5 separate regions of the Mus musculus genome follow, and regions 1, 2, 4 and 5 are each linked to region 3. A link is a loop called in an ENCODE intact Hi-C map of the cell type or tissue named here. Cell type or tissue: left cerebral cortex. All regions are shown on one strand. Region 1 overlaps Lrrc4c (leucine rich repeat containing 4C). Region 2 overlaps Lrrc4c (leucine rich repeat containing 4C). Region 3 overlaps Lrrc4c (leucine rich repeat containing 4C). Region 4 overlaps Lrrc4c (leucine rich repeat containing 4C). Region 5 overlaps Lrrc4c (leucine rich repeat containing 4C).

Region 1 (5,000 bases), 300 kb after region 3:
TACTAAATCTTAAAGGGCTCTGAATTCATTCTTTAATCAAAGTAGAAAGAAAGATTGAAAGATAGAACTTTAGAGAGGGGGTAAAGAAAGGAGGAGAGAGAGAGAGAGAGAGGAGGAAGGGTTGGGAAGAAAAGAAAAAGGGAACAGATTAAGGCTAGGAGTTGTAGGTAGACTCTGATCCTGGAGCGGTTAATGAATGATAGACACCTGAGTTGTATTATGTAGACTTTGACTTGCACTGAAAATTGGCAAGGTACCATTTATTAGTGGGTTTCAAGTAGGCATAAATATTTAAGATATGAAATTAATATTTTAACAGCATCCTGAATTATTTGATTAAAAAATGTTCAACTGACTTATGTGGTTCCAATTTTAATGGATTTTTTTCATAGTAATTAGTGCCTCCAGGTAAATGATAAACATCTGAACCTCAGACATGCCATTGCTAAAATTAGGCACATGGAACCTTCAGAAGATTCCAGAACAGCTGGTACATTCCATTCCTTTAAGGACATAGATGGACGATAAAATATCTTTGTAAAAATTTTCTGAGGAAGAATATTATAGAGTTCTATTAAGAATGTGTAGGTGGAGCTGAATATGGTGGCTTATGTTCTCAATCCCAGTGCTCTGGAGGCAGAGGCAGGAAGATCTCTGTCAATTCAAGGCAGCCTGGTCTACAAATAGAGTTCCAAGACATCCAGGGCTGTTACACAGAAACACCCAAAAGATTTTTAAAAATTTAAAAAATGAAAAGATTGAGGAGGTGACCATTAAAACACTTTTTGAAGAGGCCATTGGAATTATTGTTCCCTATGGAGTTTGAGAAGACACATATGGAAATGAAAGATGCACAATCAATTTTTCCTTTCATTGGCTTCATGATGGCATCACACCTGCTGTATTTCCTGCTGTGAATGTGGCCCACAATGGAATAACAGTTGCAGTTCTGTATGACTCATGAACCCTTGATGTTCCTCTTCATGACATCTAAAAGCAAAGGAAGTCATGTCTCTAGAGGTTATAGCATGAAGATGTTTGCCAAACTATTTCTTAAGCAAGAAACTTTGGTCTTGTTTAGTCATGAAATTTTGATCTATTTTTTAAACAGCTACCATGACTCTAATTCAGGCCCTTTATGATTACCATAGACAAAATTGTTCTCTTCCGAACATAGACTTGTGCTCTTTATAAAACTGACTTAATGAAGCATATTTCTGAGTAGCAGAGCTATATGTGATAAAGGCAAAAGAAGCCTATGTGGTGATTGCACACATAGCAGATTTCTAGAGAGGCTCGAGTGATTAATTAGTGAAGTCCTATTCTTAGTCACATGCTACTCTCTAGGGGGAAAATGGAAGCAACATTTGGGATGGGAGCGATTAGTGGATCAAAGACTGACATCTGCTTGTCACAGCACTAATAGTTGGTTTAATATGGTTTCTTGACTTTCCAAGTAAGATGCCTTTCATCTTGTAATTAAGAATAAGTGTATATGAGAGAATGTTTAAGAATGTGTGAACATTCAGTATGAAACAAAATATTTCTACACACTGGCATTTATTAATACTTTATACCTTAATTAGTTATCAAGATTGTGGGGCTGAGAGTTTAGCTGAGTGGCATAGTATGCTTGCTTAACATGCCACAAGCTCTAAGTCTGATCTGTCCATGAGATAGAGAAGGGATTGGAGAGTAAAGAAGAGAGGAGAGGGGAGGGAGATAATGTGAATCAGGAAGGGTTCTGTCACTTTTTTTAATCCTGTAAAAATATGTAGAGATGTGGGCGGCATGACATTTGAAGGCTTTATAGACTTCTCCTGTGAAGCCATGTGGGTTGTTGCTTTATGATTTTGATAATACTTCCTTTTATATCTGTTTTTTAATTGTCTCTACACAAAACATATTCTCAAAGAATTGAAATATAGTTAAAATTCTGAAAAATATTGTTTAAACTTTACTGTTCATAGAAAAAAGTCTCATGACATATGCAGATTTGGGAAATATTACAAAATTGCACCAATGATAAGGGAACATATGGCCATTGGATGTGTTTAACTGAGGTGTGAAACTAGACACTACTGTGCATCCTATAACACACTGGGATTCCAGAGATTAAACGAACCAAGAGGCAAGTAGTGACAAAGAAGGGACAACATGCAGACTGTATGTTGACAAAGATAAACATGCACTCTCACTCTTCATCCAACATAGATATTAAAGGATGATATTTCTAATCAGCCTTGAAGGTCAAACAATAATGTTTCAAAACACTGAATTTAAAGTTATTCTATAACCTTATATAATGTGTCCAAGATATTTTGTTAGAGGCAAACACTCTCTAGCAGTGTTTTTGAATTTGAAAATTTACAACCCAGAGTTTACAAAGTGAACACTCTCCGTTACTCCTCCATACAGTAAGGAGTAAGAAAGAGAGTCTTATACTTTGTGGTAAGAAGATGTGATTGAAGAGCAAGAAGAGATCACAAGAACCAAAACAAGGCTGACTTTGAAATTTCACTGCAGAGTGAATCCTTCATAGTCATATGAGTTGCTAAAACAGTCTGCCACCTTTTGACTAAAGACTCAATTTCCTTTTTCTGGGGTAGAAAATGAGCTCAATCTCTTATTACAAAATATGCAAGTATGTTATTTGTTTAAAAGATATATATATATATATATTTAATTTTGAGTGAAGTCCATTGTGAGGATTGTTAGTTTTAAGTTTTTAGAGGAGGGGAACAGAAAGCTTTTGGCAATCAATTATCATTTCTTTGCTGGAACAATGATATCTAATTTGTCAAATTCACTTTCACTAAGTGTGGCCAAGCTTCTATAACTGAGTAAATTTGGAGAGGGAGATAGCTCATGGAAAACTTGTCATTATGCTTTATAATATCATTGAAAAGCAAATAAAACATTGTTTCTGAGGTCAAAGGTCAAACACCTTAGCTAAACTGTTTATTCAAAAGGAAATTTTGATTTAATTCATAATATAATTTATGAAATACAATACATAGTATAATATAACATTTCCAGTAAATGTAATGATGTATAAGAAAAATTATGTTTTCTGTCTTCTTCATCTCAATGAATGCATAGTGAAATTTATATACACAAAACACATTACCAGACATGTATACATAATATTTACAGTCTAAATATATGGGTTGCATTTGCATTTATGCATGCTTGTGCTCTCTATGTATATATTATTTGCATGAAGAGAGAAACGTATAGTATAAAGACCAGTAGCGTTTGTTTATAAGAAGCTTATTATCTGCTACATATATTAAAATCTTTTGCAAAGCTGAATAGCACAGAGACTAAGTAGAGCTGAAAAAATATTATGAAACAGTAACTAAGGGAGTATATAATTGAAAACAGAATTGATGGAGTGAAAATAAACTCTTTTGTCTCCTTTTGGGACCCTTTCCTCTTGGGTCAATTCAAGGGGAGGTGCCTAGACTTACTGTAATTTGAAATGCCATAGGTGTTTGATATCTATGGGAAATATTCTATTTTATGCAAAGAAACAAAGGGAGGAGGAATTGATATGAAAACTGGTCAAGATGGAAAGAAAAAAAAGAAGAAAGAAGGAACAGATATATATATATATATATATATATATATATCTTATCTGATATGGGCCCCTCAACACATATACAGTAAAGGACTGTCTGGTCTGGCTTCAGTGAGATAGTGAGATAAGACACAGGCAACCCTTCAGAGACTTGAGACCCCAGGTCTGGTGGGGTAGGGGAGTTGGAGACATACTCTTGGAGATAGGGGCAAGAAAAAATGAATGAGGAACAGAGGGCAGACAAGGAGGAAAATAACTACTGGACTGTAAAAAGATTAAAAAATAATATGAATCAATCAATAAATAAATATTGAATCTTACTTGAAATAATTAAGGATTAGTACATATTTAAAATAAACATTGATGGTATGGTGGTGGTAGTGGTGGTGTTCTTTCTCTAACTGTCTTTCTGTCTCTGTCTCTCTAGTCTTTGTCTGTCTCTGTCTGTGTGTCTGTGTGTGTGTGTGTTTATGTGTGTGTGCACGTGTGTTTCTGTGTGTGTTTCTGTGTGTGTGAGTGTGCACACACATGCACAACTGTGCAATATTAAGAGAAGAATTTGTTTCCAGTCAAATAGCAACAACTTTTAACCTATTCAACTTGTTATCATTCCGATTTAAATGAAACCTCCAGAGACAGAGATGGGCATCTTTCCCTAAATATGCAGCTCTCAACAGTTGTGATTCAATGTTCTTTTAAAAATAAAATAACTCAGACAGGCATGGCAGAACTATGGAGCTAGTCTTTCAGGCAATTGATTGGTTGGGGAGTGGTAGATGGAACCTTTCACTATCTAATCTGCCATACAAAAATCATGCAGAGATTATGCTGTCAGAAGTTTCCCTTTAAAAAAAAAAAAACAACCTTTTTAAATTCAAGGAGGAAAATGGGGCAACCACTCTTGAAGAGACTGTCAAAATCATTTAGAAATCAAAAGATCCTACTGGAGTTTGCAGTTTCTTTAATATGTGCAGCAACTCTCTTCCTCTTAACTTAATAAGGGGTTGCGTATCCGTACAATTAAAAATAATTGCCTACTGTAAAAACTGCATTGTGATTATAGAAACATGGGGCAGAATTTATTGACGACAAGACAAAAACATCATCCGCTGAACACCCTGGAACATTGCAGCCTGTAAAACATAATTGTAGCTTCCTGCAGCGTTGGCTTTCTCTTAGTCTCCTTTCATATTCCCAGTAAAAGTAAACTGATGTCTTGATGGATCTGGAAAGGTGCCATGATTTGGCTTTAAGTGTGTTTAAATTCATGAATATATCAATGTTGCTCTTTCTGAGTCACTTAAAAGATGAAAGTGTATTCTTTTCGCTGCCTCTAAATAACCCTTACCTTAAAATCAAAAATAAAAACAACAAACCAACTAAGAAAACTTTGCTAACTATCCCCTCGCTAAACGAT
Region 2 (5,000 bases), 530 kb after region 3:
TATGCTTAGAAAATATTTGGTGAAGTAAATTAAATTGAATTACAAAGATCTAATAAAACCTTTCAAAAGCATAAGGGTTTTGTGTGATTCCTCATTAAGTGAATTAAAAATTTATGCTTTTTTTTTCCTTTTTGAAAATAGTAAATTTTTATTAGATATTTTCTTTATTTACATTTCAAATGTTATCCCCTTATCTAGTTTCCCCTCCGAAGAATATCCTCTATCCTCTCCTCCCTCCTCCTGTTCCCCAACCCACCCACTCCTCATCCTGGCCCTGGCATTCCTCTATACTGGGGCATAGAACCTTCACAGGACCTAGGGCCTCTCCTCCCATTGATGACCAACTAGGCCATCCTCTGCTACATATGCAGCTAGAGCCACCAGTTACACCATGTGTTTTCTTTGATTAGTAGTTTAGTCCCAAGGAGCTCTAGGGGTACTGGTTATTTCATATTGTTGTTCCTCCTATGGGCCTGCAAACCCATTGGATCCTTGGGTCCTTTCTCTAGATCCTTCACTGGGGACCCTTTGCTCAGTCCAATGGTAGGCTGTGAGCATCCACCTCTGCATTGGTCAGGCACTGGTGGAGCCTCTCAGGAGACAGCTATAACAGGCTTCTGTCAGCAAGCACTTGTTGGCATCAATAAAACTCTCTGGGTTTGGTGATTGTATATGTGATTTATCCCCAGGTGAGGCAGTCTCTGAATGGTCCTTCCTACATTGAAAACTAAGCGGTATGATTTACAATACAAAAGCAGAATGTGTTCATCTTAAAGTCTGTAGATTCATAAATTTGAACAATGACATTATCCTGGTTGTTTCTTGGGGCAATTTTATATGATAAAGGGGAAATTCAGTTTCAGAAAAAGAAAATAGATTCTAAATAGTTAGACATAAAAAAACTTTCTATAATATTACAATAGAAAGGTACTTGGTAGTGTGGTCTAGTCAGTATCAAAATGAAAAATATAGTTAGAGTAGGCAATATATGTGCATCTCTCTGTGTAAAGATCATCTTTCAGTTCTGCTGTCTTTCTGAGCTTTGCTCTAAGTAGACAATGTAAGTTCTAGAGACAGCTCCTATAGCCTTGCCAACACCAGCTTAGGTGAAGTCTTTGCACGATTCCTATCAATATCTTTGCAGTATATAACCCAAAGGATGAATCATGGACCGTCGCAGCCCCAACGTTTCTACTCACTTCGAAGCTAAGAATTATATGTTTGCAAGAAACATGTCTATGAAACCTCCTTCAAATTCCTTTCACCACAAACATATTTTTGAGGCTGGGAAGATGGATCAGAGATTAAAAGCACTTGCTGACTTTCCAGAGGTGCTGAGTTCTATTTACAAGGACCACATCAGGTGCCTCATATCTGTAACTCAAGTTTCAGGGGATCTGAAAGAGCTGGCTTCCACAGCACCTATCTACATACAAATATACACACTGACACATAATTAAAAATAAATCTAGAACAAAATAACATATTTTTCACACATCCTGTGTTATTGTGATTTATCTTGAAACTCCATCACACCCTCAGAGTACTCTATTAAGATGAGTTCAGGTATTGAGACATTAAAGTTGATGAAGAAAAATTGGCAGGCCTAAGGAAATGAGTCTGTTGGTAACTGTTGTGAAAACATAGAGTTCTCTGTGTTTAGATCCCGATCACCCATGTAAATGCTGAGTGGGTAGAGCATATTTGTAACCATACCACTAGGGTCTTATAAACTAGCCAGCCCAAATCAAAGGGGAGACACAAATTCAGGGAGAAACACTGTCAAAACAGTGATTGATGATAATGTGATGTTCTCTGAACTTCCACCGCTAAGTATATGGATAAATGTTTCCATATTCATGAATATACCACACACAAGAAGCTTTAGAGGAGGAAAGGAGAAGAGAGGAAAGATGGGAGGGGAGTCAAGATGATGGGAATGGAGAGAGGAGAAGAGGGGAGAAGAAAGGAGAGGAGATGATGGACAATGTTATTTGACTCCTGGAAGAAATGGATTAATTCACCATTACCCCACATGGTGTTCCAATACAGAAAGCAGCCTTGTGTTTTCCCACCTCAAAAGATGATCTCTGACAGAAGATAAATTATTACATAACCGAGGACATAACCAGTTCATAGGATACAGGAGAACACCATAAAATGTGTTTTCCCCTTCTCTAATCTGACCTTCCTAATGTAGACAGTATTACTTTTCCTTTCAAAAGCTTACTGTAAGCTACAAAGTAAAGCAGAATATCTAATGTGTTGGTTAACTCTGATTTTCAAACTGAAGTGATATCAAATCACTTAGATATTCAACCTCTGGTCATGTCTGTATGGGGCCTTCTAGATAACATTTAATGGGAACAATTCACCTTAAAAGAGTGCCACCATTCTGAGAACTGAGACTGTGTACTGAATTCAAAGAAGAAAAGAGGTGAGCACTAGCCTCTCCTCTCCTCTCCTCTCCTCTCCTCTCCTCTCCTCTCCTCTCCTCTCCTCTGCTCTCCTCTCCTCTCTTCTCTCTTCTTTCTCCTTCCCTCCCACCCTCTCCCCTTCTCTAGTTCTCTCTCCATATGGGTACAATGGTAGCAGCTGCCTGAAAGCTGCCATGATTGACTGTAACTGTGATACAAGATAAATGCTGTCTTCTTTAAATAGTTTTTTTCAACTGTTTTATCCTAACAAGTAAAACTCCAGGGGACATCCTCTCTCATCACTGTCTTTCTGTGTTTCTCTTTTATTCATTCTTGGTACAGTTCTCTCCCATCTTCTCCCCACCTCCCCATTATCTCCTCATTTCGCTCATTCCTCCTCCTTTCTCTCCTTCCTCCTCTCCTCTCTCCTAAATTGAGGCAGTGGTTTAAGCTTTTTATGGTTTTACAAATTAAAATATGATCCTTCTCACTAAACAAATGCTTCATCTTAGCACACATCCATTTTGGGAATACTGAGCCATAAATCTAGAATCAAACAAATAAAGCCATCTTCCACAGGATGACTCAAAGAGTGAGAAAAGAGAGGTTCTGAGTCAGAGGAAGGGTTTTAGCATTTTGTCGACAGATTTTTCTGCTTTGTTATTCAGCCTTGTGTAGGATTTAATGATCTGAATCAACTCTTTGTAAAACCCACGGACCCATCTACGCAAAGCAAAAATAAACAGACTTGTTAGAAAAGATCAAAGCAATAGAAGGAACAGTAGCACATGTGTGTGTGCACAAACATCAATGCAGTCACACGAAGCAAGACCTGATAAGCTGAGTGAGGGACGTGATTACTTGCATTGCCCCCATATAGGCTCTAAGCATCTCGTACTAACTATTTTAGATGTAATCCTGTCATAACTCTTGTCTAGATACTGAGAAATATCTTTTTTTTGTTTGTTTTTTTCGAAAGCAGACAGAAATGGATTCATCCCTTATTATCTCACAATGGAAACAGAGGATCAGGAACTTAGTGACCAGTTTCCTTTTCTATAAACAGGCCAAAAGAAATTCTACCTTACAGTGATAAATTCCCCTTTATTTTATATGACAAAGAATTTTGCAACTACCAGGAGGCGGGCACTCTTTAAAGCATTGTAGGTAATACAATTAACCAGAGATTAATGCCGTGACTTTATTAAGCTGATATGACTACATTAAATAAATAAAATTTCTCATCCAGGATGGAAGAGACTATGGAAATCAAGAAAGGTACAATAACAAAGGGGCTTGAGAATCAGGGGAGGAGGCTTCAGTGTTAACTGTGGTAATTGTGTTAGATGTAATGAGATGTAAGAGTTGAGACTTAAATAAGTTGAGGTAATTAAAGACATAGGGCCTCTTTGGGTAGCATGATTTTATGCTTTGATCACCATCAAAACAAATTGGAACTCACCAGTGCAACAGTGTTAGATGATGGGATATTGTAGATGTTTTAGTCCTGACGGCTTAATGCTGGTATGAAAAGGAAGAGTGTGAGCTCTCATCTTCTCTCACAATGTGAGGGCAACATAGGCTGCTCCCCTGCTTCCATATGGAGGTGGAAAGGTTTGAGTCACGATCTTGAAGCAGGGAGCTGAGTAGTTCCTGAACCTGCTTCTGCTTTAATTTTGGACTTCTGAATCTCCATAACTGTAAGAAGCAACTTTCTTTCAGGAGTAAATAACTCACTCTCAAGAAATGCACATGGCATCAAGGAAGGAGTAAGGAATGGGGAAATTAACCTAGGCACGATAAATGCAATGGCCTTTAAGAAGATAACTAATGCATATAATGATTGCCTAACAGATCAGACAGACTGGACTGGAGGTTGACTGAAGGATGGTTAATTGAAAAAAAATGCTAGGGAAACTAGGGATGCCAGACCATGAAGACTGTTTAGTTCATCTATAGTCTTTCTAATAACTGCAGCAAGAAAGAGCCATGGAAAATGCAGTGGACTCAGTGTTATCACTGCACCTAACTATTGCTTGTTTGAGTGATTGATTGATTGTCATTGGTGTTCACCTGTAGGTTGTGCACATATATGAACATGAATACAAGTTCTGGTGCATTCCTCGTGTGTTTACATGTAATCTTCCAAGTAATTCCTCGAGTTATGGGTCTTCTGATAAAAAACTGCTCAGGGAATACACTGTCTATACTTTCTGAGGTTCAAATTACAGAAGGGTCACTACACTCACCTGTCATTTTATTGGTGATGGGGATTCTAACTCTGGTCCTATTTATTTAGTGGTTAGTGCTTTAACTAGTAAACTATCTCCTTATACTCTTAACAATACCTTTCTGTTCTAAATATATTTATATTGGTCAAACACAATATTGGCAGAAATAACAAATAATATAATTGAGCTCCTTTGATCTTCTATGAAAAGTCTTGTATTTTGTAAAAACTTGCTGACATTCCCAGAAAACAACAATCATTTACATCTTCAAAACAGACTCACTGATCCAAAATTTAATTATTATGAAATGTCGGAATGTTGCATGTCCAAAGTTCAAAGTTCTTGAGTTATT
Region 3 (5,000 bases):
GTGTGTATATATATGTATATATATGTGTGTGTCTTTATGTATATAATAGGCTATGCTTGATGGAGCAAGGGCTTCCGGGCTACCTCGCAGAGGACCGACTGTGTGGTCTTTCCAGGCATCGGAAATAATGCAGCTCCTCTCCCACTTGAAGGACTTTAATCCGTATAACCTGTAAAATGACTGCTATTTAAACACTGTGGAAAATACCTGACAAATATGACTGTTTATGGAGGAAACTGCATTTTTGTCCAGGACACGAAGTTGCTACTAATCCCTCATACTAGATTTATGTCATGTATATATTTGTGATTTCCACTTCATCTCTACAGGGTATGATCCTTTTTCTCTATAACATCTGCTCTAAAAACACATCCTCTCTCATCCTCTAAGCCATCAACGACTTAAGTAGATTTTCCTGTGTACTGTAAGCTATTGTGGATATCAAACATACCAGATTAAGGCACTGTGTCCTTATCTCTGGTATATTAAAATGAAGAAAGGGAAAAAAAGAAATTAAATGGAACTGCCTTCTATGTTTGAAGTCAAAGCATGCCTTTGCAGATGCTCAGATGTCATTGTTTATGGAACATGGTTTACTCTCTTTTTTTTTCACTGTGCAAAACTATTTGTGTTGGAATTATCATTATAAAATCCAGTCATCCAGTAGAGCATATCCATTCACTTAAATTTAAATTTGTTAGATTTTTGGATGCAAGCCATGGGACTGGCAACTACTTTTCCACTTTCAGATGATGGCATCCGTCCGGCGTGTTATCTCCATTTCTTTACCATTCAGATGCCACAAGGAACAGTGAGAACTACATGTTCTCCGCATCCTAAAATGCCTGTTCCACATCTGTCCTCTATCTTCTTCCATGTATTTTCTCAGTCTCCTTTTAATTTAACCTCATTGGTCCCTGTTTTTTTAAAAAAATTCTCTGACCATGTACAACACACTTTATCTTGTAGGCATATTCATACTTAAGGATTAGTGCCTATACTGGTTCCAAGGCTCATGCTTAGCCTTGTCCCAGTCTTATGCAATAGTTTTTACTTTTTCTGACCCAGTTCCAGATTTGACTTTGCACAAAAAATCTTCCAAACCTCTATTTCCCACATGAAATTCAATGATAATCTTCAGATTTATAAAAACACAGTAAGAAAAGAAAAAAGCTTGATGCTTTTCACACAAGAAATTCCAGAAATGATTATTTTGTTATCTATTTCTACAACTAATTAGGATCACCTAGCCCAGAATAAATACATAACAGGATAAGTTGGCAGTAAATATATGTGGGTGGATTAGCTGATGGTTTGACAGTAAACATATTGCTACACATTACTTATATGACTTGAGAAAAATGAATGCTAATGCCTCAGTTACCTATTTGCTTAATGGATCTTCAGAATCATTGGGCTGTTATACTAACAAAGATAATCAAGTGTTACAATGCACGTAGTTGGCTTCAAACACAGCTGGCACATTATAAATGCTTAATGAAGGCAAGCTGCTGTCATTTGTTAGATTATTTTTGTACATGTCTATGTCTAAATTTATAGAGTTTGGCTACTCTGATACAGTAGTTCCACAACGTGCTGACAAAGCAATGTGTAGAGTTGAAGCCTATGCATATGTATGTAAGGAGAAATGTGTGTGATGTATGCAGGAAATATCTTTGTTGCTTCTTAGCTTTAGAGGGAAAAAAAAATACCCCTGTAAAGTATAAAGTTTATCTGATTCTCTTCTATCAGTTTCAAGGCAGTGATTTATAAATCTTTATATATCCTAGGGTGTGACCTTATTTACTTGTTTATTTACTTTCTGTTAAGGAAATAACATGACAGCAAATAGAACCATGCCGAACTGGAGAGGTTCGGAATAATTGACCCTGTAGGATAAAGGAGTACAGTCCTAAATAAAACAAAATGAGCTGTGTGTGGTGGTACATACCTTTAATTCCAGAACTAGAGAGGCAGAGGCAAAGGCAGATGGAACTCTATGACTTTGAGGCCAACCTGGTCTACATAGTTAGTTCTAGACAAGCCATGGCTGCATGCATAATGTGATGATGTCTTAAAACTAAAAAAGAAAAGAAAAAAAGGGAATAAAATTAGATACTGACCCTCGATAACAATGCTGACTAAATAGCTGCCCATATGACTTGGGATTCTCAGAAAGTTTATTTCTGAGTACATCTAGAGGTAAAGTATGATGTAAGGGAAGAGAACAATTTGGTCTTCTCATAAGAATTTTGGATCCTGAAACAATAGTACAAATGCAGACCAGAACACCATATGGGTAGAGTTTTAAAATAAATCAAGCTAACCAACTGTGAAATAAAATGAGTTCAAGTCTCCTATTTTGAAAAATGTCCCTCCATACTAATCTGGAATGCTGGTATAAATATAGAAGTTCTTAGACACCTTTGAAAGTGGGTGAGAACTACTGGTCCAGGGGAATGTAGACCTGGATGGCATTCTTGACCTATATCATCATCTTCCTCTCCACTTCTGCTGTGTTCCCATGCTAATAGGAAATGCATAGTGAAATGAAGGCGCTGCGCCTCACTTTTGCAAGTTATTTGCACATCTTCCTCCCAGGTTCCTATAATTAGCTACTTTGAGTGTGGAAATATACAGAGAGCTGTAGGAGTGTTAACACTTGCCAAAAAACATATATGTATCTTCTTGAGACAGATGTAGTATTGTCCAGAAAATATGATGTAATCTCTAGGTAGGCATATTAGACTGGTTGCAAACACTCTTTTCCCTTAGTTCAAGATATCGAAGAGTGAATCCACCAAAGTTGAGGTAAGGAGTCTAATGAAAAGAGCCCTCTTGGCAAAAGATCACAGAAATATTGTCATCACAGTTCAAAATAAAATATTGTAAAATTTGACGCGTACAATACAGCATACGGATATATAAAATGTCTCTCCCCTAAGTTTGTGTGTGAGCAAGGAAGATAATAAAATTAAAAATATATATGGAAAAAAGTCAGTGTGAAAGAGTGAACAAATACACACATCAACTTTGCACAGTCTCATTTTCATTCAAGGTATCTTATTTTGCTCCTTTCAATCAGCGAAGCCGATGACAGTGGAAAGGATCCTGGAAATTTTCATAATCTGCTTGTTTCTGAAACAAACAGATGCACAAACAAAAGCTCTCTCAGACGGAAGAGACCTTAACTGTGTAGAAGAGCTCGTGAAGCACCAGTGAACCTAAAATGTGTTATCATAAGGCTTCTATAATAAGAGGGAGGAATTCAAATGTAACATCACCGACATATCTTAGGCAAAGTAAAGAAAACATCTAGAATCAGCAGTATTTGATTTCTGGTTTCAACCTTAAAACTTTTAGTTGTGTGGATTTAAGCCTTTTGTCTAGGATTTATCTGTAAATATAAGAATTCAGTTTCCTGAACAACTGAAGATTCAGTGTTCAATAATATATTAACAAACCTTATTTAGAAGAAGTACTTTTAATTAATTTTCAGAATTAATCATCATAAGGATTGTATATATTTTAAGATACTATACTTCAAAAATAATCCAAAAAAAATCATACATTATCAGGTTTGAAAATGGGTAGACAGATAACAAAATCTTCCTTTATACCTCCACCAATATAATTCAGTGTGTATGCTTTCTGTTTATAAGTTATGTCTGAATGATATGGGATGGAGTAGTCAAATCTAAAGACAGAACACAGAATCCCTGTTTGCATTCTTATTTTCATTTATTTTTTTAAAAAAATATTATTTTACTACTTCTTGCAGAAAAGCAAATAAAAAAACACCATGCTTCTTAAAATCTGCCTGTTGTTTGAATTGGAAAAATATGGGCAAAATAAGAAAAATAAAATGAACAAAAAATAAAGCCCTGTCCTAGTGGGATAAAGGACCAGGAGATACCTGTGTAGAGTTAGTGACTATTCGCTTAGCCAGAGCCTTTCTAACAAATGAAGACTAAACATGATAGGCCTGAGCACTGATATGGTGTGTCTGAAACATAGGGCCAGGCTATTTTGTGAGACTGGTAGCTGTTATTTTTAGAACATTTCAGTCATTTTTTAATTCTTACAGAAATGTGTGCTCCAACAAGAAGATTTTTGTAAACTTTGGCAGAGACCCTTGCCTCTACAGTTTTGAAATTCTTTGTATCTTAAGTCTGGTGCCCTTCCTGAAAACACAATCTTGAAAGGGGATTAGCTATACATACTAATTGATCCTTGAATGTGGCTGCATTCATCTTTATTATATGCTCTTGGGCTCATTGTGGAGATTTATATGGCATTTTAACCCTCATGTGCAGAAAAAGTCAAAAAGTATAAGAACATTTATGTTTATGCATGACAAGTCTTCTATTTTGGTCCTTTACTCTCTATAAGTAGAAATCTTAATTCTTTCAAAAGCACTTCTCACTTAGCCTTTCTTAAGGACAAAGTCATATTGTATTATGAATCCGTGTTTTCATGGCTGTCTCCTTTGTTTTAAAGAGAAAATTCTCTAGAGAATTAGTTATAATTTTCACCTGTGTAGATGCAGTGCCCTACTTTGTTGCCCAATACACATTAGACATCTACCGCATCTAGTTAACCAATGCTCCAAAGCATGACTGTTATTGGGTACTTGAAGCTATAGCAATATCTTCAAATAAGTACGCTGCACATGAATAGGTCCGAGAACATTAAAAAACACACATTTTTAATTGCCATAGCAAAAGGTGTGGTTTGAAATATGCATTGTAAACACGAATTCACCTGCTTTATGCATTTAAATTGGTAAGGCATGAAGTCTTGGCTTCTGTGGTTGCCTTCCTGAAAAGTATAGGAAATCAAAACAGTCAATGTTTCAGAATGAATAGGGGATCTACTCATTAGGATTAGGTTGCATATCTAACTGTGGAACTAATGGGGAAGGAAAGGACACTTTTCTTCAGCAGTATATCTAATGATATGCTATCCAACATAAAATGTTGGTGATTATGATGAAGACA
Region 4 (5,000 bases), 430 kb after region 3:
TTCTTCTCTAATGTCTCTCCTACCTCTAATACTAGTTTAACATCTCCCCACTAGTTTCTTTCCCACATTCATGTCTTTTTGTTCCTTTGTTTTTGTTTTTGTTTTTTTAAAACTCATGGAAGAAGTCTGTTTGCAATAAATGTAAAGACGTGTCTGCTCTACATGCTGAGAGTAAGTGATAATGAATCACAACAGTATACTCACGTCATCCCTTCTAGGGCTCATAGGTCATCATCAAGAGGGTTTGAAAAGAAGTAAGAACAAGGAGATAGGAGGGAAGGCTGTGAAATGCTATCACTGGCATGGAGGAGTCTTGACCTCAAAGTAGTTATGGTTGCCTGCTATCAAGCTTTTGAAAGAAATATCAATAATGTATTGTACAAGTCAGGATGATATCATGGCTTGAAAGAGAGATGCTACCTCAGTCTCATTCATTTGAACACTCTGTTTCTAGTTGGTAGCCCTGTTTTGGGAGGTGCAGGTGTAGCCTTGTTGGAGGAAGTACATCACTGGAGGACAGGCTTTGAGATTAAAAGCTCCCTGTCACTTTTTGTTTGCTCTCTCTGCTTTGTTCTCATGGTTGAGATGTGGCTCTCAGCTTCTCCTTCCTGCTGCTAGGCCTGATACACACTGCCATGCTTCTCCCCCATGATGGACTCTTATCCATCTGGAACAAGAAACCGAGAGAAACCCTTCTTCTGGGTTGCTTTTGGTCAAGTGTTTGTTGTTGCTGTTGTTGCTATTTTTGCTTTTGCCCCAACAACAGAAATGTAACAAATACAGACACATAATAAGCAAGCTTTACTGGAATCTGTATGGATTTCACAAGTTCTAATTATAGAAATATGCATACATATAAATTTATAAAGATTTTACTTGTAGCCATAAATTAGTCAAAGTTTTATTGACTTAATTCATTGTTGTCCTTTGAAGAGCAGTCTGCATGAGAATTGTTGACAGAAATGAACATTATATTGTGGGAACTGTCTGGACAGTGTAACCTCTGATTAGAATTTGGGGCATTCATATGGGCAAAAGAAAAGCTTTACATTAAGGAAAATAATCAGCTTCATTCGGAAGTTCCCAATCTGAAACTAAAATGCCAAACATAGTTTTCCTTAAAACAGTCCCAATTTAAGCAAAAAAATGTCATTTTAGAAATTCAAAAGGTCTGAAATTGACTCAACTCTATAGGAGGCATTCCATCTGACTAAGTAAGTATGAATCTTCTTTGATATTTCATGCCCTTGAATGTACACTGAAGTTCTAAGGAGCTAATGTGTCTTATATCTTTTTTTAAAATTATAATTTAATTACATCATTTCTCCTTTCGTTTATTCCCCCCAAACCTCCCATATTCCCCTCTTGCTTTCTTACAAATTCATGGTCTGCCTTTTCATATCCTTAAAGCACTGCTTTACTTTTTAAACTTTTAAATTGTGTGTTCTCTGTAAGAGTGTATCATGATGAAGTAGAATTAAATGCCACTTTAGATTTTACAAGGCATTATCACTTTATTATACCATTTAGAAATTACAGCAATCCCAAATCATATATACATATGCACGTACATACACATGCACGCAAACTTGTACACTCCCCTACTCATACAATTCCAAATTTATTTATACATTCAAATATTCTCATATCCCCACTTACATATTTACACTCAGAATCCAAGTGTGATAAGAAGCATACCCTCAGACTCACACACTTTTCTCTACCTCTACATTTAAATACACATATCCACATAGTTATAACTCCCAGAACACCATATATTAACATATATGTAAGCTTCCAGATTTTATATGCATTTGATTTCCCAGTCTTTAACATTTACATCATGTTGATGAATAATTTAACCAATAAAAATATGATAAAAAAAACTGTGTCAGATGAGATGGCTTAGGGGGTATTTGCTGCAAAAACCCAGTGACCTGAGTTCCACCCCAGGAACTCATAGGAGAGGGGGGGGAGACTAATCTTCCCAGGTTGTCATCTCACGTCTAGATGCATGCTGTGGCATGGGCACCTCACCAAAACAGAATAATAATATTAAAGATAAAAGGAAAATGAACAATACAGTTATTTACTTAGATTGCCTAACACAACGGCCTAAATGAAAGACGATACGTAGCTATACTCTCTTCACTTAATGTGTCGCTACTGGAAGGTCTTGGGCTTTTTCTTTGCTTTGTCTTGAATTTTCCTCTATGATACAGAATGGGGTCCTTGCTCCAGGACGGAAGCACATCTGCTGTGTTCCTGAAATGCCCAGAATGTAGTTATCATGTGCTTCTGAATGGTTGCAAAGGCATTTTATGGGAATAAAACGCAGGTGCAGCACCCCTGGATTTACTCAAAGGTCCATTTGTCATATGATCAGAATAATCAGTGAGTCTTAAGCTCTGTGCCTCCTCAGTTAACTATGCTCCGACACAAAACAAGATCTTCCCTAATTTACAATTTTAAGTTTTTTCACTTAAAAGTCAGAGCAAAAATGAGCCACATGGAGAGAGCATAAGGAATGTAGGTGGGAAGATTAAAATTGAAACATAATTCACTGTCTAATGCACATTTCCTTGCCACAGCTCTGGTCTCTCCACCTCCCCAAAGCTCCTTTTTATACCATTTTCTCTCTAATATTTTTCTATGGCTCACCCACATTATTTTTCCTCTTAAATCTCCAGAGAGCTCTGTAATGAAATATCCAGTTTGCTAATGGGCAGTAGAATCTTAGTTGGAGTATCTTACTGACCCATATTTCCCATTTTAATTTGTGTCTATCACAGAGATGCTTGTTTTTCTTTAGATAAATGTTTCTGCCCTGTGTGAAGGAATGAATTTAGAAATACACAATTCATCAGAAATCATGGGCCATGGGAAGATAAGAAGTAAGTGAACAGCTGTCCTTTAGTTCTTAACACATGGAAAGACATCACCTGGTTCTAATCAGCACAGACAGTAGTTGTGAAACAGGAGATGAAAAGAGGTCCTAGCTTGTCCCTTACTGTGCTCAAGATCAGCAGCCATCGGATTTTCACTTCTTGGCTCTATAAAATGCTTATAGAAACTTTATAAAATTGTGTACAATTGATCTCTTTTGGAATAAAAAGACTATGTGAATCAGAATAGTTAACCTAATGAGGTGGATCCTTTCTTTCTCCTAGTCCGTAAGTGCCTGGAAGAGCATTAGGATTACACAGTTCATTCTGATTATACATAATTGCTCGGGATTGCATTAGCATAATGCAGCTCATTCCACCTAGGAATATCATAGGAAGGAATGTGAAAAGAGTCTTAGTTCATTCTTGCCTTCACACATGACCATTGTGTATAGAAAGAAGAGACGATTGAGTTGTGAAGAGAACTTCTTGTCCTCTGCTCAAAAAATGCTGTAGTTAGTGTTGTCTGTTTTGGAAGATAGTAAATATTTCTGCTATTCTTCAGACTTACTAAGTGAGGAAGCTGGAATTATTTTTTCCTTCCACCGAGTTTTAAAAATGGACCATAATACAGTACCTTTTATATCCATCTTGCTGTGGGTCAGACTATGTGGCTTTGTGCATTATTTACTAAACTTTGAGGAAACACTCCTATTCTTATGTCCTTTGTGCAGATGGAGGGAGTGAGAATAAAGACATGTAGCTGTAAACTACAACAACTTTCTGACAGTACAATATCATCATTAATGTTTCTGCATTACTGAGATCACATGGGGTATCCCTGCCTGTTAATCAAATGCAGTACCTAGGAATATATTCTATCCTTCTCTGCCCCCTCTTCCTATCCCACCTCACCACATAGGACCTGAGAAAGTCATTAAGGCTAGCCTAGAATTCATACTGTAACACAAGACAACCATTGAATTCATGATCCTTCTTTATCAACCTTGCAAATAGCTGGGATTACAAGCCTACAAGAACAAAGTAAAATATAGTGTTGAAATATTTGTTTATGACTAAGATATGAAGCAAAAATCACACAGGCATTCAATATGCATTTTAATAAAGAAATGAAAAGATCAGTTAGTTCATTAAGAGTTAAGAAGAATCCATGTCACTTTGTGTGTTTGTCACTGGGAAATCAGGATTCCAGGGAAAAGATATTAAATCTCCTCTAGATGGATGAACCTTCATCAAGAGGTCAATTGACTTTAGTAGTGTAGGACTCTTTGGTGATAAAATATATACATCAAAGATTTCCTTAAGGTTGGTAGTGCATGATTCGTCATGGAGGTAAATGCTATGACACTGAATCAGCAGATTCTTTCTCAAATGTCTGTTGTTTGTTTTGACTTCTTCCTTAACTCCATATTTGTAAGCAATAGTCATGTCTTCTCGGTTAGAACCAATCTAGGACTTCCTGAGGTTGCCACAGCGGAAACCAATATTTTAACTGTCATCAGGGTCAGAGAACTTCAAATGAAAACGGCGAGAACTCAAAAATAAGCCACGTAAAACACATACATAATACTGCTAAAGGTCCTGGTACTGGCCATAGAACCTTGAAAAAGAGATTAACAAATAAGTATTACTGGAACAAAAACTTACATAGAATGCATTGATACAATAGCCCGAAAGAAAAGAAGGAAATATTTATTTATTCACCTGTAAATTTTACATTATGTACCATGGGGATGAGGACACATCAGCACAAGTTTCTTGCAATATCATTATCACTGTTTAGACAGAAAATGATACAGTATTTTCTGACCAGCACTATGTAATTCACAAGGCTAGAGACCTGTCTTTCTTCTTCTTCCAAATACTGAGCCTTTCTGTAGCTCATTAACATTTATTTCTCTAGAGCTTTTGCTTAAAACATCCTTTCATACATTTCAAGAAGTAATTCTTGAAAATTATTGCTCATTTGATATTTTCCCCATTGTTGCTTATTTATTGGTCAGGACTGTACACCAACTTTATTTATTCTCATTACCCTTATCATGTGACAAAGGTTGGTCCCCTATGTTACTCACATAGTTTAGCACTTTAAGA
Region 5 (5,000 bases), 260 kb before region 3:
CATATATTAGCTGGTCCAAGACCCTTGACACATACATTAGAGGATTCTCTGATCTGACCTTAATGAGGGAAGATGCACCTAACCCTTGAGAGACTTGGGAATCAGGGAATGGTGTGGGAGGAGTCTGGGGATTGGGGACATCTTCTTGGAGACAAGGGATGGGGAATGCCAAGAGGAAATGTCAGAGGGCGGAACAGGAGGGGGATAATGACTGGACTATAAAAAGAGATTAAAGATAATAATAATAATAATAATAATAATAATAATAATAATAATAATAAAAGATTTTGAAGCCAGAGGCTATTGTGGCAAAAATTCTATGCTGAGTGTAGAGGGTAGAGGTACCTGTGTCTCCAAATAGAGGCTCACTGTTGTTGCCAAGGAGCAGCTTTAGAAATGGCATCAGAAGAAATGTGAGCCTTTTATTGACTACACTACAGAGCCTTTCAGAAAGCTGCTGTGTCAGCATCATTTCCATCAGAGGCTGCTCATGACTGTATTGTAACCTCTGCCTGTGGGGTCATGTAAAGTGACTGGACTGCATAGAGTGGTCATTTTTCATGAACACATGTGAAGATCCAAATGAGAGATATCAGTGTCTGAAATTTGCTTCAAATTCATTGAGCTACATAGTTGTAGCCCAGAAAATGAAAGACCTGGAAAGGGACCTCTATTAGTTATTAGAATCATAGAAATTATGATGTATGTTAAAAATTGAAGAACAGTAAAATGTCCTAGACTTGAATACTGAGAGTTCGGTTGAACAAGTCCTTAAATCAGCCACTCACTCAATTAACATGTGCTAAGATTTATCCATACACTGAGCTAGGTTTCCGTGGTGAATCTCCTATACTCTTTATTTGTGCATTTCCTAATTATTTAATATATTCAATATCAACTGAAAAAAAAATACTTCTCTACACTATGCATCAAATCTGGAACCGCTTCACTAAAGATGAAGAAAATAAGTTAATCACTTTCATGTTTGATCTATAAAGAATTCAACACTTTTAAATTTTTTTAAGAATTATTCTGTTTTCAAATTGTAATTGTGGGTGCTTTATTTTGAGTAAAACAACAGAACTAATCATTATGTAAACTGATGTGACCATCTTTACACATGCTAATGAGCTTGAAAACTCACTCATTTGGTAGACAAAAACTACACAAACTGAACGCTCTCCATATACATGATAAAATGATTCCATTTGATTAGGAAAATTGAAAATAGAGACATTTGCAACTAAATATTTTATTTTATACTATCATGGTCTGTTACCTTTGAATGGACAAATTTTGTACCTGTTTTGTTTTGTTTATCTGAAATGGAGTTAGGTCTATGTAGTCACTCTCAACAATTCTTACTTATCAGGGAAATAAGGAGAGTTAAATAACATAATAGCCAATATTAACATGTAAAGTAATATATAGGTTTGGCTGTTCATTGAGCTAGTGTTATAAATCCACACTTTGTAAATTAGTAACTTTCACATTTGTCTTTGGTTGGAAGACAGCTGAATTTGTTACCAATCTGCGTGAATATGTCAACCTATGGTTTCATAGGTTGTAGTATATTTTTGTAGGGAAATGGTGGTCAGATGTTATACTAGTCTTATGGGATCACCAATTTTTAAATCACTCTTGAAGATTTATGACCCTATTGGAAAATTAGTTACCCCAAGGTTACCTTGGTGGTATAATTATGTAATTTTGTTGTTGGTAGTTGGTTTGCTTTGCCAGACATTAAAAATCAAAAGCAATGAAGAACTTATGTCAGGGTAAATAGACAATATTTTATAGGTTATTTGCATAGAAGAGTAAAGATTTTCATTTGAACAGTTTGTACGCATGGAAAAAAAGCAACCAGACAGCAGGTGGAAGTAGAAACTCCCAAAGCTGATGGACTGAATACGACCTTTGTCCATTTCTTATTCTCATGTGGTTTAGTCCCCTATTTTTTCTATGCCATTGTGGGTGTGGATGGTTGTACACTTACTTATCTGTGTGTGTTTGTGTATATGTGAATGCAGAGGTAAGGTATCGCCTTCATTCAGTCTTTATCTTGATTCTTGAGACAGAATCTCTCACTCAGCTGCCCACACACTGATTTGGTAAGGCTGACTAGGCAGTGAGCCCCATTGATCTTAATATCTATCTCTGCTTTCCCATTGGTGGTTACCAAGACACATGGTTCCTTCCGCATTTAAATATTTTCTTTTCAGTGGGTTCAGGAGATTAAAATCAGATTTACATGCTCAATCTTAGACATGTTTTTAACTGAACGCTTTCCTTACTTACTCCTAAATAATATTCTCATACTGTGCTGCTTCATATCCTAAAAGAAAACACACACATAATCTCTTCGTCCAGGCTGCTTGTAGTGAGACATAAAAGTAAGCCCAGTGAGAGAATGTGAGTGAGTGACAAAATGCTACTCTCTGTACAAGGGGCTGACTCTGTGCTCCACACTCTCTCATTATGTATTCTGCTAATGGCAGGGGAAGTGAAAATAGCAGTTAGCTCTGGAAAGAGTGGGCACAACATTAAGATTTAATTAAACCTTGTTTTACTTGGGCAAACTAGTCATGCAATGATGTCATGGGAGAACAGAGCTCAACACTTTGTGACTAAAAGCAAAAAGACATGCAGCAGAAATACCAGTGCATATGGTTAAAGCAAGCAGGGTGAGAAGAGCAAACTTGGCAGCGCTGTGTCCAGAAGACATGTCGCACCCACCACACTGCAAGGATATGAGGTGTTGGATTTGAAGAGAACAGATTTGTGGACCTGGACAGGAATCAAGGTTTCCTCGTTGTTCCTGGGTAATTAAAACTCTTTTATGTGCTTTAAGGCACAGAACAAGCACCAAAGTAAGCAGCGACAGGAAATGCAATTATAGTACTGCATAGAAACATTTCTAGCTCTCAGAACTATCCAAGGATAGAACAGACTGCATTTGAACATAGTGTGTTTATTATCACTGAAGGATTTAAAATAGGCTGCACAGACACTTGATAGATATTGTCTAACTTGACACAGTGTCTCAGGAGCCAACAATTAAAGCTGTTTGATGAGACTTAATGGAGAAGAAATATTTGTGTTGTGAGTACATGTGAACTGTAGTTGCTTATAACATATACTAGAATTTGAAATAGAATAATAGCTCATGTTTCCTGTCATCTGGGTTAGTAGTACTGGTAGAACCATTAAAATTTTATTTCTGGATGTTTCTAAGGCTGTTTTCAAAGGACATTAGTGTTGATGTGGATGTACATTGAGGAGAGAAGAAATGGCCTTACTAATAAGAATAGGTATCATTTTATTCATCTGATGTGAGCAAACATAATATGATAAAAAAAAAAAAAACAAACAGAGAGAAAAGCAAATGAAGGGTTCCCTTTCTCTCTCTCAATGTGTTCAAACTGAAGTATTGTGTTAGATTCATTCCTCTGTGATCATAGGACCCCCCAGAAACATTTTGAGGAAGACTATTTTTGTTTTTCTTAGTATGAAAGGTTTCACTCCATCATGAAAGGGAGGACTTAGGCACGTGGACAGAAAGTAGGATGGTGGAGACAGAGTAATCGGCCACAGAAAAATACAACTTCTAAGGAAATGTTCCAAGGAACAAAATTCTCTCTAACCTGGCTTCATCTAACATAGTTCCTTTAAGTCTGAATAATGTATTCAGATATCAAATCCATCAAACACTTCATTAAATCAATGCCCTTATGTTCTAATTGCTTGTGCATATGACCTTGCAGATTCACCAAGAGGTGTGTTTCATTAACCTAATATCCCCATTTAAAAATAACTTTTAGTTCAACAGGAAGTGGGAATGACATTTACCACGCATGACTATTTACAGATTCTGATGTTTATGCTTTAGCATTATTCGTCTATGGATTACTGGATGATGAATAAAGGGCTTGAGGACCCATACTAATGACAAAATGAATTTGGAGTGGTGGATCTTAACAGAAAAATAGATTTGGGTGTGAGAACATGTCTCCTAGGAATGTCAGAAGCTATACCCATTAGGTCTCATTAACATGATTGCCCATGAATGGCTGAATAAGGAACACAACAGCAGAAATGGCAAAGTGAATGGGAAAGCCCAAGATGATGCAACTACACACAAAGAAGTACAGACATCCAATGATTTCTGAGAGTAGGGGAAATAGTCTTTTGAGAGCACATTAATCAGTTATACTATCTTAAATGGTCAGACCTGAAAAATGTACATATAGGTAATATTATAAGCCTGAGAATGCTTACTTATGCATTTATTAGTGTGTGTATGTGTGTGTAAATGTGTGCGTGTACAAGTGTGTGTTTTTATGAATGTGTGTGAGTGAGTGTGTGTGTGTGCTTGTGAATCTCTATAAAACAGCAACTGAAGAAAAACAGGTCATGATTTTGAAACAGAACAAGGAGGATATTTGGAATGATTTGGAGAGAGAAAAAAAAGACAAAAGTTATGCAATTATATTATAGTCTCAAAAAATTAAAGAAAAATTTAAAAACACAATAGACAGAAAAGGTGCTCAAAGCATGCTACATTAAAACAGAAATAAAACCAGTTGTTTATAGACTCCATTTCTTGCTACAATACAACCCTATATAAAGGTATTCTCATTTAATTTTACTATATAAATATAATCATTATAAAGAATTACCATTATATGTCCAAACATGGTATTTAATTACACATACATCTGTAATCATGAGAATATATAATTAGAAAATAAACTTAGAATAAAAAAAAACTTTTTTAACTAATGTAAAATTGTTTATGTCCTTGTCAATTAGGGATGAAAGGGCTTAGCCTGTTATTTGTGCTTGGTGGGTCTTAGTATGGGCAGGAGCATTGAAGATCCATTCCCCTTTATGCTGATGGGCACCAATCATACTTCTCAAGATCTTTAACCCTGTTATATAGTTTCACAAACTTAAGCCTGTGTCTATGGCAACATCTGCTTTCTGTCAAGGACAGAGCT

What was found. Hi-C counts contacts between places; a loop is a spot of excess contacts. Peaks named below come from ENCODE experiments on the same cell type or tissue, not always from the same donor. Only the 100,000 strongest peaks of a DNase experiment are listed, where the experiment ranks them.
Region 1: a loop joins it to region 3, with 9 times the contacts of the local background. A loop is called at or near these places in 2 of 42 quality-filtered maps.
Region 2: a loop joins it to region 3, with 2.5 times the contacts of the local background. A loop is called at or near these places in 2 of 42 quality-filtered maps.
Region 4: a loop joins it to region 3, with 14 times the contacts of the local background. A loop is called at or near these places in 2 of 42 quality-filtered maps.
Region 5: a loop joins it to region 3, with 17 times the contacts of the local background. A loop is called at or near these places in 3 of 42 quality-filtered maps.

Annotation. Positions count from the first base shown.
Region 1 is chr2:96,850,737-96,855,736 of GRCm38, reverse strand. All of the region lies in intron 3 of Lrrc4c (leucine rich repeat containing 4C), which reads right to left. Among named protein-coding and RNA genes, the nearest start is that of Gm22313, 380 kb to the left of the region's middle. In left cerebral cortex, no CTCF peak of the experiment used is centred here; DNase peaks (open chromatin) are centred at 1,260, 1,770, 2,076, 2,372 and 1 more place; H3K27ac peaks cover 1,497 bases.
Region 2 is chr2:96,617,041-96,622,040 of GRCm38, reverse strand. All of the region lies in intron 2 of Lrrc4c (leucine rich repeat containing 4C), which reads right to left. Among named protein-coding and RNA genes, the nearest start is that of Lrrc4c, 300 kb to the right of the region's middle. In left cerebral cortex, no CTCF peak of the experiment used is centred here; DNase peaks (open chromatin) are centred at 3,039 and 3,982; H3K27ac peaks cover 2,886 bases.
Region 3 is chr2:97,149,222-97,154,221 of GRCm38, reverse strand. The region is part of intron 4 of Lrrc4c (leucine rich repeat containing 4C); the gene reads right to left. Among named protein-coding and RNA genes, the nearest start is that of Gm22313, 86 kb to the left of the region's middle. In left cerebral cortex, no CTCF peak of the experiment used is centred here; DNase peaks (open chromatin) are centred at 1,091, 1,545, 2,293 and 2,521; H3K27ac peaks cover 2,246 bases.
Region 4 is chr2:96,715,085-96,720,084 of GRCm38, reverse strand. The region is part of intron 2 of Lrrc4c (leucine rich repeat containing 4C); the gene reads right to left. Among named protein-coding and RNA genes, the nearest start is that of Lrrc4c, 400 kb to the right of the region's middle. In left cerebral cortex, no CTCF peak of the experiment used is centred here; a DNase peak (open chromatin) is centred at 2,523; H3K27ac peaks cover 4,093 bases.
Region 5 is chr2:97,412,319-97,417,318 of GRCm38, reverse strand. All of the region lies in intron 4 of Lrrc4c (leucine rich repeat containing 4C), which reads right to left. Among named protein-coding and RNA genes, the nearest start is that of Gm22313, 180 kb to the right of the region's middle. In left cerebral cortex, no CTCF peak of the experiment used is centred here; a DNase peak (open chromatin) is centred at 2,722; H3K27ac peaks cover 1,176 bases.